2 separate regions of the Homo sapiens genome follow, and region 1 is linked to region 2. A link is a loop called in an ENCODE intact Hi-C map of the cell type or tissue named here. Cell type or tissue: mesothelial cell of epicardium. All regions are shown on one strand. Links, peaks and the distances in the headings refer to the core of each region. The heading gives the core; the rest is flanking DNA. Region 1 holds the start of SOHLH1 (spermatogenesis and oogenesis specific basic helix-loop-helix 1). Region 2 overlaps KCNT1 (potassium sodium-activated channel subfamily T member 1).

Region 1 (7,114 bases), core at 1,067-6,066, 65 kb after region 2:
ACCTCCCTCTGCTCCAAACACCCTTCACCCATCTTTGGCCCAAAGTCCAGGATGCCAGCCCGAGGCCCAGAGCCGCGCCTTCTCCACAGGAGACTGGGGCACCCCGGACAGACGTCCCCGTGTGGTGGCACCTGCCCGGGCTCCTTCTTGCCTCCCCTCTCGGGAGGAGAGCCCCTGCCACCCACCCCACCTCCTCCCGCTACGACCTCAGCACGAGCCAGGCCAGGGATGTCCTCCCAACAGTCCAGCCTCACCCCCCACCCTCGTCCCCTCTGCTTCCCTGAGGGCCCCCCGCAACCTCCGTGAAAGAGGAAGGGTCTCCACCTCCCCCTTCCCTCCGTCATCCCCCCAAAAGTATGTACTGGGGGACTCAAGCCCAGCGCAGGGCGGCTCCTGGAGTTCAGCGGGGAGGTGAGCAAACACCTGGCGCCGGAGCTTTCTGAATTTGGATGGGCAGGACCCCCGCGATCCCGCAGAAACCTGTTGAGAGTGTGAGGTGAGGGGTCGAGCTGGGGCCCCAGGGCATAAAGCGGGGATGGTGCTTGGGCAGGGCCAGGTGAAGGGACAGACGGTTCCGAGGGTGCCCGGCAGAGCTCAGCGGGAGGAAGAGCACGGACGATGGTGGCCTGGGGTGGGGACAAGATGCCCCTGGTTCTGGGCGACCCAGAAGTGTGGATGGTGACCCTACCCTGAGGCGCAGCGTCTGCAAGCGTACTAGATTTGGGGGAAAATGGAGGCGTGGGCGACTGGGGAGCAGGCGGGTACCCTTCCCCCTCCCTGTGTCCCTGGGTCCCCCAGGCCTGGGCTAAACAACTCAGCCCAGCCCGCCCACTCCCACCAGGGGCTGGGCTCCTAAGGGCAGAGCCCGCATCTCCAAAGTGCCCAAGGGCACCGAGACCACCGCATAAGTGGGAACCGAGGCGACCCCCGGGAAGGTAAGGGTAGAGGCAGGGCCACCTGGGCTGGGGCCCCTTCCCCTGGCGTCCTGCGGGGGCATAGAGTGGGTGGACCCCCCGAGTCCCTTTCCAGCACCTTCTTTGCAGGAACGCGGGTCACGTGGGCCCCGGGCTGGCTGCGTGGGGAGGGCTAGAGCGCATGCGCTATGGGGGCGGATTGCAAGTGGGGGTGGGGTGGGCTAGGTGGAAAGCACGTGGCAGGTGGGCAGAGCACACGTGAGGGGGCGGGGCTGCCTGCGGAAGGGGCCGTGCGCGTGGGGTCGCTCCGCAGCTGCGAGTTCATGGCGTCCCGGTGCTCCGAGCCCTACCCGGAGGTCTCCAGAATCCCTACCGTCAGGGGATGCAAGTGAGGAATTGGGCTGGCGGCCAAGGGGTTGGGGGCCCAAGGCCTGTACCCAGGGGTTCTTCCGCAAGTTGCTGGGCTCCACCCATCCTGGGCCTCCTGGGGCGGAGCCCTGGACCCTGGGAGAGGGGAAGGGGTGCAGAGAGGGCCGGGCCGTGTCCCTACGTGACCCAGTCTTGGCTTCCACCCGCACCCCAAAGACGCCCATTCTGGCATCTGGGACTCCTGGTGGCCTTTTCTGGGGTTCTCAGGGCCCGGTGCTCTTGGCTTTCTCGGCAGCGGCTCCCTGTCTGGTGCCCTCTCCTGCTGCGAGGACTCGGCCCGGGGCTCGGGCCCGCCCAAGGCCCCTACGGTGGCCGAGGGTCCCAGCTCCTGCCTTCGGCGGAACGTGATCAGCGAGAGGGAGCGCAGGTGAGTGGTGGTGCCTCCCAGGGGTGAGGGCGCTGTAAAGGGGTGGAGCGGGTGAGATTATGTTCGGGGCTGCCACCAGGTGTCAGGCAGCTGGGAGGGGCTCGTGGCCTGTGCCCAGGAGAAGGACAGACTGCACATCTCCAAGTAAACCAGAAAAGCCCTGTTGGGGAACATCCTGCAGCCCCTCTTTATCCTGAAGCCTTGGCCTCTTGAGGCTGTGCACCTGTGACCCTCTGTGCTTCTGACTGCCTCTGACCCTCGCTGTCTTTTCCACACCGCAAAGCAGCCATGGTTTGGGCCTGGGCTGGACAGCCTGTCGCCGAGGTCCAGGGGTCAGGCCCAGGCTGTGCTCTGATGTGGATCTCGGGGCTTCAGACCACGGGGGCAGCTCTGAGTCATCTTGTAGCCCCCTCTGCCTGACAAGCGCCCAGGGTCTATCTGGCAGGTTCTAGCAGTTGCTGTCCCTTCTCGGGGAGGGCAGGAGGGCCCAGAGGTATTTGTTTCTTGACCGGAACCAGGAAGCGGATGTCGTTGAGCTGTGAGCGTCTGCGGGCCCTGCTGCCCCAGTTCGATGGCCGGCGGGAGGACATGGCCTCGGTCCTGGAGATGTCTGTGCAGTTCCTGCGGCTTGCCAGCGCCCTGGGGCCCAGTCAGGAGCAGCACGCTGTGAGTTGTAAGGGTAGACGCCGTCAGTCCTCCGGCATCACGGTGATGGGACATCTCACCACCTTGCAGGCAGTGTGTCCCCTGTCATCCCCGTCTCCTTCAGCCCTCTGGGTCTCCACGGCTAGAGCAGGCCACGTTTTCGGCAGGGCACTTCCTGATTTGTTCAAGCCTTACCTGTTGTTATTCTGTTCCTGGAAAGGAGCAAGCCTTCCTTTCCAGCCCTCCTGTGCCCCTGAGTCCTGTTCATTGATGGGTTGCCGAGATGCTCCGTGCCAATTTGGGGGAGAGTTGGGGTCTCCTGATCCTCCCTGGCTGAGCACCCCCTAGATCATTTCTCTGCACGTCTCCAAGAGAGAGGCTCCTCTCCCCTCTCCAAGGCTCTGGGGGCTCTGGCTGACCCCGTGAGTGCTGGGGCTGAGGACCTGTGTGGGGAATGAAACTGTGTTGTCATCTGTGAGGTCAGGGGTCCCAGCATTTGCAGTGAGGCCCTTGGGTATGCACAGCCTGATTCAGGAATGGTGGGGCCTTTCGGGGGTGGAACCTCAGCCTCGTTGTCAACCTGTACTCTCGCCCCCAAGTTCCAAGCGGGGACCGAGCTCACAGTGACCCTCCAGGCCCTGGGGTAGCAGTCTTGTCACCGTGTCTTGGGTTTCTCAGCTGACTGTCTCTGTCTTTGTTTTACATGTTTACTTAAATTTCAGATTCTTGCTTCCTCCAAGGAAATGTGGCACTCGTTGCAGGAGGATGTTTTACAGTTGACGTTGTCGAGTCAGATTCAAGCAGGTGTGCCAGACCCTGGGACGGGAGCGTCCAGCGGGACTCGGTTAGTGTCTCCTGGGGCCCGCTCTCCAGGGCTGGGTGACCCTGGGAGCAGCAGACCCAAAGCCCCCTGGCATGTCCTCGGGAGGGTGTGGCCTGGAGGCCCGGCTTGGCCTCCGCAGGTGGTGACCTGCCCAGGGCCCTGCCAACTCAGGTGGCCAGGTGTGAGGTGACCAACATGGGCGAGCTCCAGCAAGGGGGGAGCGCGGTCAGCAGAATTGAGGGCCTGGGCTGGTGTGGAGGTGGGAGGTGCCCGGGAGGATCTCTTCTGCTCCTGTGTGTGGGGAATTTACAGGTGGTCAGTGAGGTGTCATACTCCTCCCCATGGGCAGCTTCAGGAATGCAGTTTTCTGAAGTCAAGATAATTTGGTTCTTTTCAGAATGGCAGCTCCCCAGGTTGAAGGACTGTCTGCATCTTGTGTTTAAATGTACCCATTTTACCCCAAAGCAGGCTGGGGCATGGGACTGGTGGCTAATTAGCTGTGGAAGAATCTAGAACCGGAGGAGTTGGGCAGAGGGAAACTGGGTAGACAGCTGTGGAGCTTGGCTGGCCCAGGGCCCCTGGGCAGAGGCTGGCTTGATGCTGGGTGGTGCCTGGGGTGTCCTGGGGATGGGTCCAGCCCTCTGCTCTTGGGGTGGGTGGGGGCAGCCTTCCAGGGGGCTGGGGAATAGACCCAGGATCCTTGTCATGTTGCTCCTTCTAGAACCCCAGATGTGAAGGCGTTTCTGGAAAGTCCTTGGTCCCTGGATCCAGCGTCGGCCAGCCCAGAGCCCGTGCCGCACATCCTTGCGTCCTCCAGGCAGTGGGACCCCGCGAGCTGCACGTCCCTGGGCACGGACAAGTGTGAGGCACTGTTGGGGCTGTGCCAGGTGCGGGGTGGGCTGCCCCCTTTCTCAGGTGAGTCCTGGGTGTGCATGTGGGGTGCCTTTGGCCTGGGGAGCGGCGCCAGGCTGTGCTTTAGCCCTAAGAACAATGGGGGCTGTTTGCAAACGGGGTTCGAAGTTTTCCCAGGCCCTTGTGTTGGTGAGAAACCCACGTGTTGAGGGATGAGCTTGATTCAAGGCCCCCGGGCTGTGCCTGCTTTTGTGAAAAGGAGGACGTGTGCTCTCGGGAGGGAGGAAGTGTGGCTCGAGGAAGGGAGAGTCCTGGGCAAAGGCCACCATGGGAGCTGTTCCTTCTATCCTGTCTCCTCCTGGGACTTCCATGTGCTCCAGGGAAGGGAGGGCCTGATCTTCTCCTCCCTGGGTCCCTGGGTCTGCTGGGAAGCATGGGGACGTAGAGGGACTTGGCCCCATCCTGGTCACTCCCTGGGTCTGCAGGAAGTATGGGGACGTAGAGGGACTTGCCCCATCCTGGTCACTCCCTGGGTCTGCTGGGAAGCATGGGGACGTAGAGGGACTTGGTTCTGTCCTGGGTCTGTGGGAAGTGGGGAGGTAGAGGGACTCGGCCCCATCCTGGTTGCTCCGTCCAGCTTTGTGGCCCTGCTTCTCTCACCCGCCTGTGGCTGGTGTGTTTTGGATGTGGCCGGAGATCTGTTTTCCCCGGGGCGCCCCATCTGCCCTTCCGCCTATGCTGCCTGGCCATGGCAGGAACTGTAATTGGGGTGAGCCAGGGGCCCGAGGCCTCCCAGCTGTTCCCTCTGCCACCCGGGGCCTTTGTCCCTAATGCCACCCACAGCTGAGCTCTGGTCCCTCTGTGGGTGGCCCTGCAGGGCGCCTCTGATGACCGAACTCCCCTCGGCCCCTGCTGTGGTAGCGTCTGGAAGTCGCCAGGTGCCATGAGAGGCAGGGCTGTGCCTTTTGGCTCCCAGCTGTGGCTGGGAGCAGTCATGCAGTTGGCAGGGCTGGTGTCAGAGCTGGGGTCATCAGGGCACTCCGGAAACCCAGGAGTCAGCCAGGCACGTGGGGAGCGAGCAGGTCTGAGGGCAGAGCTCGAGGTCCGGGAGGCGGTGCTGAGAGGGTCCCCAGATCCAAGCCCCTTGCGGCTGGCCAAGCCAGCACCCCCTCTAGGAAGCCCTTGGCCCCCAGGTGTTGGGCACCCCACCTCTGGGTGTTCATCTTTTCCTTGTTTACCTGTGTGCCACCCGCTTCTGAGCTTCCTCCCACGTGTCCCTGCTGCAGGGTGCAGGCAGCAGAGCAGGTGCTCGGTCAGTGTGAGTGGACCGAGCCCGTGAGTCACGAGGTCCTCGGGGGCAGCCTGTGGGGCTGGGCAGGGAAGGCTGACCCGCATCTGACTTCTCTCCCAGAACCTTCCAGCCTGGTGCCGTGGCCCCCAGGCCGGAGTCTTCCTAAGGCTGTGAGGCCACCCCTGTCCTGGCCTCCGTTCTCGCAGCAGCAGACCTTGCCCGTGATGAGCGGGGAGGCCCTTGGCTGGCTGGGCCAGGCTGGGCCCCTGGCCATGGGGGCTGCACCTCTGGGGGAGCCAGCCAAGGAGGACCCCATGCTGGCGCAGGAGGCCGGGTGAGTGCCCAGGTGGTGTGCACGCCTGTGTGTGCGTGAGCGAGCATGTGTGTGTGAGCCTGTCCCACCTCCTCCCAGTCCTGCTTGGGCCCACTTTCTCGGCATCTGGAAGCTTCCGTCTCTGCTTCTGTGCCCGTGGGAGGGAGGCCAAGGCCACAGCCCAGGACAGGACCAGCCAGCCTTGCCGTGTGGCTTTCTAATGTGTGTTTCTGGAAACACTTTTGTCTTCCTAATTGTCATTTGTTTTGGCTGATAGTAAAATGAGTTTGTGTTTCGTGAGCACATACCAGCTGGGGTGTGGGAGGGGGAGGGGAGGGGGAGGGAGGGGACGAGAAGAGCGAGACTGTGGCTGGAGAGAAACCGGCAGAGATGCTCTGCAGGACGGATCGGGACCCGCGAGAGCCGCTGGCCCGTGTCCTCAGCGGCTGTGGCCTCTGCATTTCTCCCCGCTGGGCAGGGTGGAGCCTGTCAGGAGTGGTGCCTAGATCTTTGCATTCGAAGCTGCCTTTGCAGGACTTGGGCCCAAATGTTTCCTTGAGCTCCAAGGTCTGGGTCCGCTTGTGGCCACTGAGGAAGAGCTTGTCGCTTCCAGGTCTGCGTTGGGGTCTGATGTGGACGATGGGACGTCCTTCCTGCTGACTGCTGGTCCCAGCTCGTGGCCGGGTGAGTGGGGCCCTGGGTTCAGGGCTGGTCCCCCCGCGTAAGCACCTGATATGAGCTGGGGAATTGGGACTCAGGCCTAGCGTGTGTCAGGGGGCCCCAGGGTCTGTGTCTGAGCCCCCGTTTTCTCCACCGTTGGTGCTTAGCTGTTGGGCCGTGTCTGGTATTGAGCGTTATAGGTGATATGTGAGTGTGTGAGTGAACGTGATGTGGACGAGCCTGCATGAGAGCTGGCGGTGCTTGGAGCCCTGTATTCTTCCCCTTGACCCTGTGTCAGCGAGGCCCCTGGTCCAGCCCGTGCTGGCCGGCAAAGGTGTATGGCCCTGTGACATGGCGTGTGTCCATTCCATTTAGGATTTAGTGTTTGGGAGCCCGTTCCTGGTTCTGGTCCAACAGGTGTCCTGGGTCTGGGGCCACCAGGTATGAGCTCACCCACCTCATCACAGCCTCTGTGCAGCGGGGACAGGGCAGGGCAGACGGACTGAGGTGGGAGCTCTGTTCCTCCGACCCCACCTGTCTGCCTCAAGCTCCCAGAGCACCTGCCTGCCCTGCCGATGTGTCCTGTTTGCTTCCAGGGTCTCTGGAGGGTCGAGGAGGCAGTGGCCCTGCATGGGCCCCAGCTGAGAGCAGTCCACTGGATGTTGGAGAGCCAGGCTTCCTAGGGGACCCTGAGCTTGGCTCCCAGGAGCTCCAGGACAGCCCTCTGGAGCCGTGGGGCCTGGATGTGGACTGTGCAGGCCTGGCCCTGAAGGACGAGGTGGAGAGCATCTTCCCTGACTTCTTTGCCTGCTAGCAGCCA
Region 2 (5,878 bases), core at 76-5,075:
CTCTTGATGGTAAGCGTGGCCAAATCAGGCCTCAGACCCCGGTCTTCCAGGCACTCGCAGGCCTCACTGTCAGGAGCCTATGTCTGGGGGGCAGGTGGTTTGAGGCTGCTGGTCTGAGGATGCTGCCTGCCCTGGCTCATGCTCCCCAGATGCAAGCTCTGGGTGTTGAGACTCAAAGGGGACAGATCCAAAACAGAGGCCACCGGGGCCTCCCAGCACCGGCCCCACTGGCCTCTAGGTGAAAGTCTTTGGCTTTTCTTTTTTTTGAGACGGAGGCTCACTCTGTCACCCAGGCTGGAGTGCCGTGGTGCAATCACAGCTCACTGCAGCCTTGACTTCCCGGGCTCAAGCCATCCTCCTGCCTCAACCTCCTGAGTAGCTGGGATTCTAGGTGCATCACCACCATGACCAGCTAGTTTTATTTTTATTTTTTGTAGAGATGGGGTCTCACTACATTGCCCAGGCTGGTCTCGAACTCCTGGGCTCAAGCGATCCTCCTGCCTTGTCGTCCTGAAGTGCTGGGATTACAGGCTGAGTCATGGTGCCCGGCTTGTTGAACACGTGTTAAATGAACAATGGCAGGAGCTCCCATGGACTGTGGGCTGCATGGCTGATGTGCTATCGTCTGGTCTAAATGGGACCATCGCATTGCACTTATCCAGCGCCTGCTTTGTTCCGGTGACGAGGCTCCACTGCCTTGCCACACAAAACAGTTTCCACAGCTGGGAGGTGCTCAAGACTCCAGGGCGACCGGAACAGAGGCTTCCCCGCGGATGGTGCTGGCGGGGGCTCTGCTGTCAGACACCCCAGGGCTCACGTCCCCCACTCTGAGCCTCAGCTTCCTCACCTACAAGATGGCTGCATGGCACGGCAACCCTCCAGGGCCGCCGTGAGGATGAAGGAGCTAATGACGGCAGCTCCGTAGTGACCCTAAAAGTCCTATCTGCCCAGAACCTCGCCATGTGATCTGATTGGAAATAGGTCTCTGCAGATGTAATGATTTAAGATAAGGTCACCCTGGGTTGGAGTGGGCCCTAAATCCAGTGAGAGGTACAGAGAAGAGGCCAAGTGCACACGGGGCAGAGGCTGAGGTTTCTACAGCCACCGTAGAAGCAGCCCCAGGGATTGCGGCCCCACCAGAAGCTGGAGAGAGGCATGGGACAATCTCCCCCAAAGCGGCCTGATAGGGTCAGCCCTGCCAACCCCTCCACTTCCGATTCTGTCCTCCAGGGCTGGCGGAGGATACATATCTGCTGTTTAAGCTGCCTGTCTGTCTTGCTGATCGAAGAGCCTGGAGGATACTTCCAGGAGACCCAGCCGGCGCTGCTGTGTTCCAGAAGGACGCTCGTGAGCGAGGGCCTCGGGGTCATCACTCTGCTTCAAGGGCTTTTACTGGTGCATTCAGCCCAGTGGAGACCAAGGGCAAGGGCACTGCAGCCCACCCTTACCATCGCCAGTGAGAGGCTCAGTCTTTCCAGTCATTCGGAGGAGGCAGGGAGCGGCTTAGACGGTGGGGTCAGCGGCATCACTGTCCCAATCACCCCCAGCCCTGCCAGGGACAGCACAGGCCCACCTGGGTCAGGTTTGAGCACCAGGTCCGGCAGGGCTGATGGGAGGGAGGGTGCGCCAGCCCCCAGGCCCTGCCCCCGCCTTCCTCCCTGCCTCGCTCAGAGCTTGTCCCACTCAGGGCCTGCTCTGCCTGCCCCACACGGGAGAAAGGAGACAAGGCAGTCAGGCAGTGGCTGATCTGAGGGACCCCACTGTGGACACGGAGCTCGAGCTACAGTGACACCTCTGCGTGCAGGCTGCTGGGCTGTCGGTCACTTGTCACCATGGCCATACCCATCGATGCAATCAGTTCTCGTGACGATGGCGCATTTGTTCCGTGAATTTCCCTGAAGAGCAGTGCAGGTGTGATGCCTGCAGGACCTGGTGCACCTGGAGTCACCTTGTCTTGTTTGTTTTAAGATGGTGTTGAGATGGCATCTCGCTCTGTCACCCAGGCTGGAGTGCAGTGGTGTGATCTTGGCTCACTGTAACCTCTGCCTCCTGGGCTTAAGTGATCCTCCCACCTCAGCCTCCCGAGGAGCTGGGACTACAGCTGTGTGCCATCATGCCTGGCTAATTTTTCCTATTTTTTGGTAGAGACGGGGTTTTGCCATGTTTCCCAGGCTGGTCTTGAACGCCGGATCTCAAGTGATCTACCCACCTCGGCCCTCCAAAGTGCTGGGATTACAGGCAGGACCCATTGTGCCTGGCCCTTTTTTCTTTTTCTTTTTGAAACAGGGTCTCACTCTCTGTTGCATAGGCTAGAGTGCGATGGCGAGATCACAGCTCACCACAGCCTCAACCTCAGGGCTCAGGCGATTCTCCTGCCTCAGCCTCCCAAGTAGCTGGGACTACAGGTGCATGCCGCCACACCCAGCTAATTTTCATACTTTTTGGTAGAGATGGGAGTCTCTCTACGTTGCTCAAGCTGATCTCAAATTCCTGGGCTCAAGCGATCCTCCCGCCTTGGCCTTTCAAAGTACTGGGGTTACAGGCATGAGCCCTGCGCCTGGCCTTGTCTTACTTCTTAATGGAGATAAGGGGAGGTGGGGGCTCCCCTGGTGCTTCAGGAGCAGAATGGGAAGGCAGCCCCGGCCCGGAGGCTGTGGACGCAGCAGAGGGACATGGAACAGGCCTGCTGCACATCCCGATTTGGCCCTTACCCGTGGGTGCCACGGTCTCGTGAGAAGCACGGGAGAGAGCGCTTCGCTCCTGCTTTATTTGAAAGCGACCCTGGGGGTGGCTGGGGCTGGGGCTCCTCTTCGCTCTGGGGTGTGTGGGGTGGGGAGAGGAGCCGGACGCAGCCCGAAGGTGGAGCTGCGTGTGGCTGGGCCGTGGGCCCACAGGGGAAAGGGGGACGCATTGGCCCTGTTGACCCTTCCTCTGACCTCGGCTGGGCCAGGGGCCTCTCGGATGTTTCTCTGGAAGGGCTTGTGGGGAATTCAGAGACTGGATGGGTCAACGCCTCTGCAGAGCATCTGGGTGCAGCGGCCTCAGCAGGTGCCGGCCACGTGGTGAAGTGTGGGCCGGGGCGGACCAGGGACGGAGGCTGGGGGCCCGTAGCAAGGTCAAGGATGGCCCTGAAAGCAGGTCCCCCTGCACCTCAGGATGAGTCCTCATTTGCAAAAGGGTCTTTGCAGAAGTAATTAAGGTAAAGAATTTGAGGTGAGATTTACGGATTGGGGCAGGAGGGCCGAGGAGGGAGGCAGTGTCACTGCACGGAGTGCCCCCCACACTGTGCTCCTGGCCTCACTCCCACCCTCACTCCCGCCCTTGCCTGGTTATGAAATGCGCAGAGAAAGGAGCAGAATGCAGGGTGTGGGGGAGCAGGCGTCAGAGGGGAGAACCCAGCTCCACCCCACCCCACATGGTGGTTCCTGGTGGGTGAAACCCTCCAGGTGAGAGGCGAGCTTTACACTTTTAGAAGAAAATAGGAAGCCAGGTTTATGATCGAGGGAGGGAATGATCTTTTCAGTAAAGACAGGAAAACAGAAACCATAAGGGAAAGATTGGTGAATCAAAGCCAAGCCGCCTGTAATCCCAGCTATTTCTGGGGCTGAGGCGGGAGGATCGCTTGAGCCCAGGAGTTCGAGGCCAGCCTGGGCAACAAAATGAGAGTGAGACCCTATCTCTAATTTAAAAAAAAAAAATCAAGACCATCCGTGAATGGAAGATTCTGTAAGCAAAGTGAGAGGGGCGGTCACAGAGCAGGAAGTAACGGGAAAGCCACACACAACTGGCTTCTTCTAGAACACAGAGACTCGCTCATCAGCGAGAACCAGGGGGAAGACCAAAGAGGAGCGGGCAGCTCACAGGAGCGGGACTCGTGGCACTGGACGGTGGAGTGGCCGACAACCAGATGGAAAGACGCGCACGGCCCCATCTGAACTCAGGAGAACAGAAGCCACAGATGTGGAGAACATGGCCCACGCTGGGGGCCGTACAGCTGGTGCCACAGCTTTGGCTTGGATATAGTGAGGAGAAGAGCCAGGCCTGGCCTGGGCCCATACCTGGGCCACGCCCACTGCTGTTTAGCGGGAGGGAGCTGGGGCTGAGCCTGGGGTCAGCAGAGGCTCCCTAGGAGCACTGCCCTGTCTCCCCGGCATCCTGCAGCCACCTGGGGGTCTGTCTCCCAGAAGGCCCTGGCCACCTCCTCAGGCTCTTCCTCCTACCCAGCCTCCTGGAAAATGTTCCACCACCCACAGGGGTCCCCTCCTTCTCCCATCTCCCCAATAGCAGGGTCCCTCCAGGGTGGGCTGGGGTGCCTGGAGGAGGTGTCGGAGGCAGTCCAGGCCCAAGCACTTCACACCCTGAGGCAGCTGCCCTCTCCAGGCCTCCACCTTTCCCACTGAGGTCTTGCCCCGTCCCCTCCTCTGCTCAGTGGGCAGTGGGCCACAGCAGTGGTGACGGGGAAGCCACTGGGGTGGCCGGGGGGGTGTGCCCCCTGTGGGCCTGGCAGCTGCTGCTGCACCTGGCTGTGGATGGGAAATGGGCCGGCTGTCCACCTTGACCCTTCCCTGCACTCTGCCTGGGCCTGGGAGGGGCAGGTCACCCTGGCACTGGAGACCCACCATCTCCCCAGAAGGAAGAGGCCAGCTCACGGGACTCCATCATTACCCACCATGCTGAGCACCACCGGACCCGCCGTAGACCCTCAGTGGGGGCGTGCAACGGAGCAGGCACCACCCGCCTGGCCTCACTGTCCCCTCCTGGGAGTGGCCCCCGCACTGTGCCACAGCCTCAGTGGCACCCTCCCTCTACTGGCACCCGCCTGTCCCTTTGCTGGTGCCACCCAGGGCTGGTGCCCAGAGGACCCACCTGCAGTGGGAGCACCACGAGGGCCACGCAGATCATGATGACCACCAGCAGCTGCGATGGCCAGATCTTGGGCGTGACGTCACCGTAGCCCACGGTGGAGAAGGTGACGATGCAGAAGTAGAAGGAGGTCAGGAGGGACAGGTTCTCGCCCGCCCGCTCCAGGTGCTGGATGCCGCAGGTCCTGCAACCCCTGGCAGTGAGGGGCGGCCTGGGGCCCAGGAGCTGGGGGGCCGTGGCCCCTCAGAGATCCTGCCTGCCCACGGGACCCTCACTGCCCAGGAGACTGAGCTGTGCATCACCAGGCGAGCCCCGCCCTCCTGACAGCTGGGTGGCATCAGGCCCTCAGCCCTGCCCATCTGTCCCCAAGCTCTGCCGGAGCCACCTCCTGCCTGACGCTGGCTGACAATGCAGCTTGGCCACAGCATGGCGGCCTCTGTTCACGGCGAATTCCCCGGAGCCTCCCTGCCTGCCGGGTGGCTCTCTCCTAGGTCCCTGGAACATTCTCTGGGAGCAGGGGATGCAGGGCTGTGTCATCAGCGTGGGCTTGGGTGACACAGGGGTGGGCCTGGGGTCTGGCCCTCTACCCCCATCTCAGAGCCTTGCCCCTTTACCCACCACACTCAGGCCTCTGCCCGGCACAGCCAGACAAGCGCCCAGGCCTGAGGCTGGGAGGTCTAATGGGCAGGGCTGGGGTCGCCGCCAGGTCCCAGATGCTATCCTCATGGATGCCCCAATCTGCCCACTCAGCTCTGTGTCTGTCAGTCTGTCATGAGGGGCAGGGGGGAAGGGAGGCGGGAAACGCAGGGCACTCTCCCTCCCCCAGGGCACAGTGCTTGCCTGACATCCCTGCCTGGGGACGGGAAGTGGTGACCAGGCCTCGCTGGGACCCAAGGCAGAGCAGCAACATGGAGCCCTCCACGAGGACACAGGCAGGTGGGCACAGTGGGCATGCCTGGGTGGGCTGGAGGCCCTCGCAGCTCTGGGCACCCCCACCTTTACCCTGGCTGCCTCC

What was found. Peaks named below come from ENCODE experiments on the same cell type or tissue, not always from the same donor. Only the 100,000 strongest peaks of a DNase experiment are listed, where the experiment ranks them.
Region 1: a loop joins it to region 2, with 6 times the contacts of the local background. A loop is called at or near these places in 2 of 110 quality-filtered maps.

What each region holds. Positions count from the first base shown.
Region 1 is chr9:135,693,591-135,700,704 of GRCh38, reverse strand. SOHLH1 (spermatogenesis and oogenesis specific basic helix-loop-helix 1) reads left to right here and starts at 1,224. Exons shown (of 8, transcript NM_001101677.2): 1 at 1,224-1,302; 2 at 1,579-1,710; 3 at 2,229-2,376; 4 at 3,078-3,199; 5 at 3,900-4,093; 6 at 5,442-5,655; 7 at 6,248-6,318; 8 at 6,891-7,114. The coding sequence starts at 1,238. The coding sequence ends at 7,108. RefSeq lists an enhancer at 5,614-6,128. In mesothelial cell of epicardium, for the core only: no CTCF peak of the experiment used is centred there; no DNase peak of the experiment used is centred there.
Region 2 is chr9:135,758,848-135,764,725 of GRCh38, reverse strand. It overlaps KCNT1 (potassium sodium-activated channel subfamily T member 1), which reads right to left. Exons shown (of 31, transcript NM_020822.3): 11 at 4,867-5,047. Among named protein-coding and RNA genes, the nearest start is that of KCNT1, 60 kb to the right of the region's middle. In mesothelial cell of epicardium, for the core only: no CTCF peak of the experiment used is centred there; no DNase peak of the experiment used is centred there.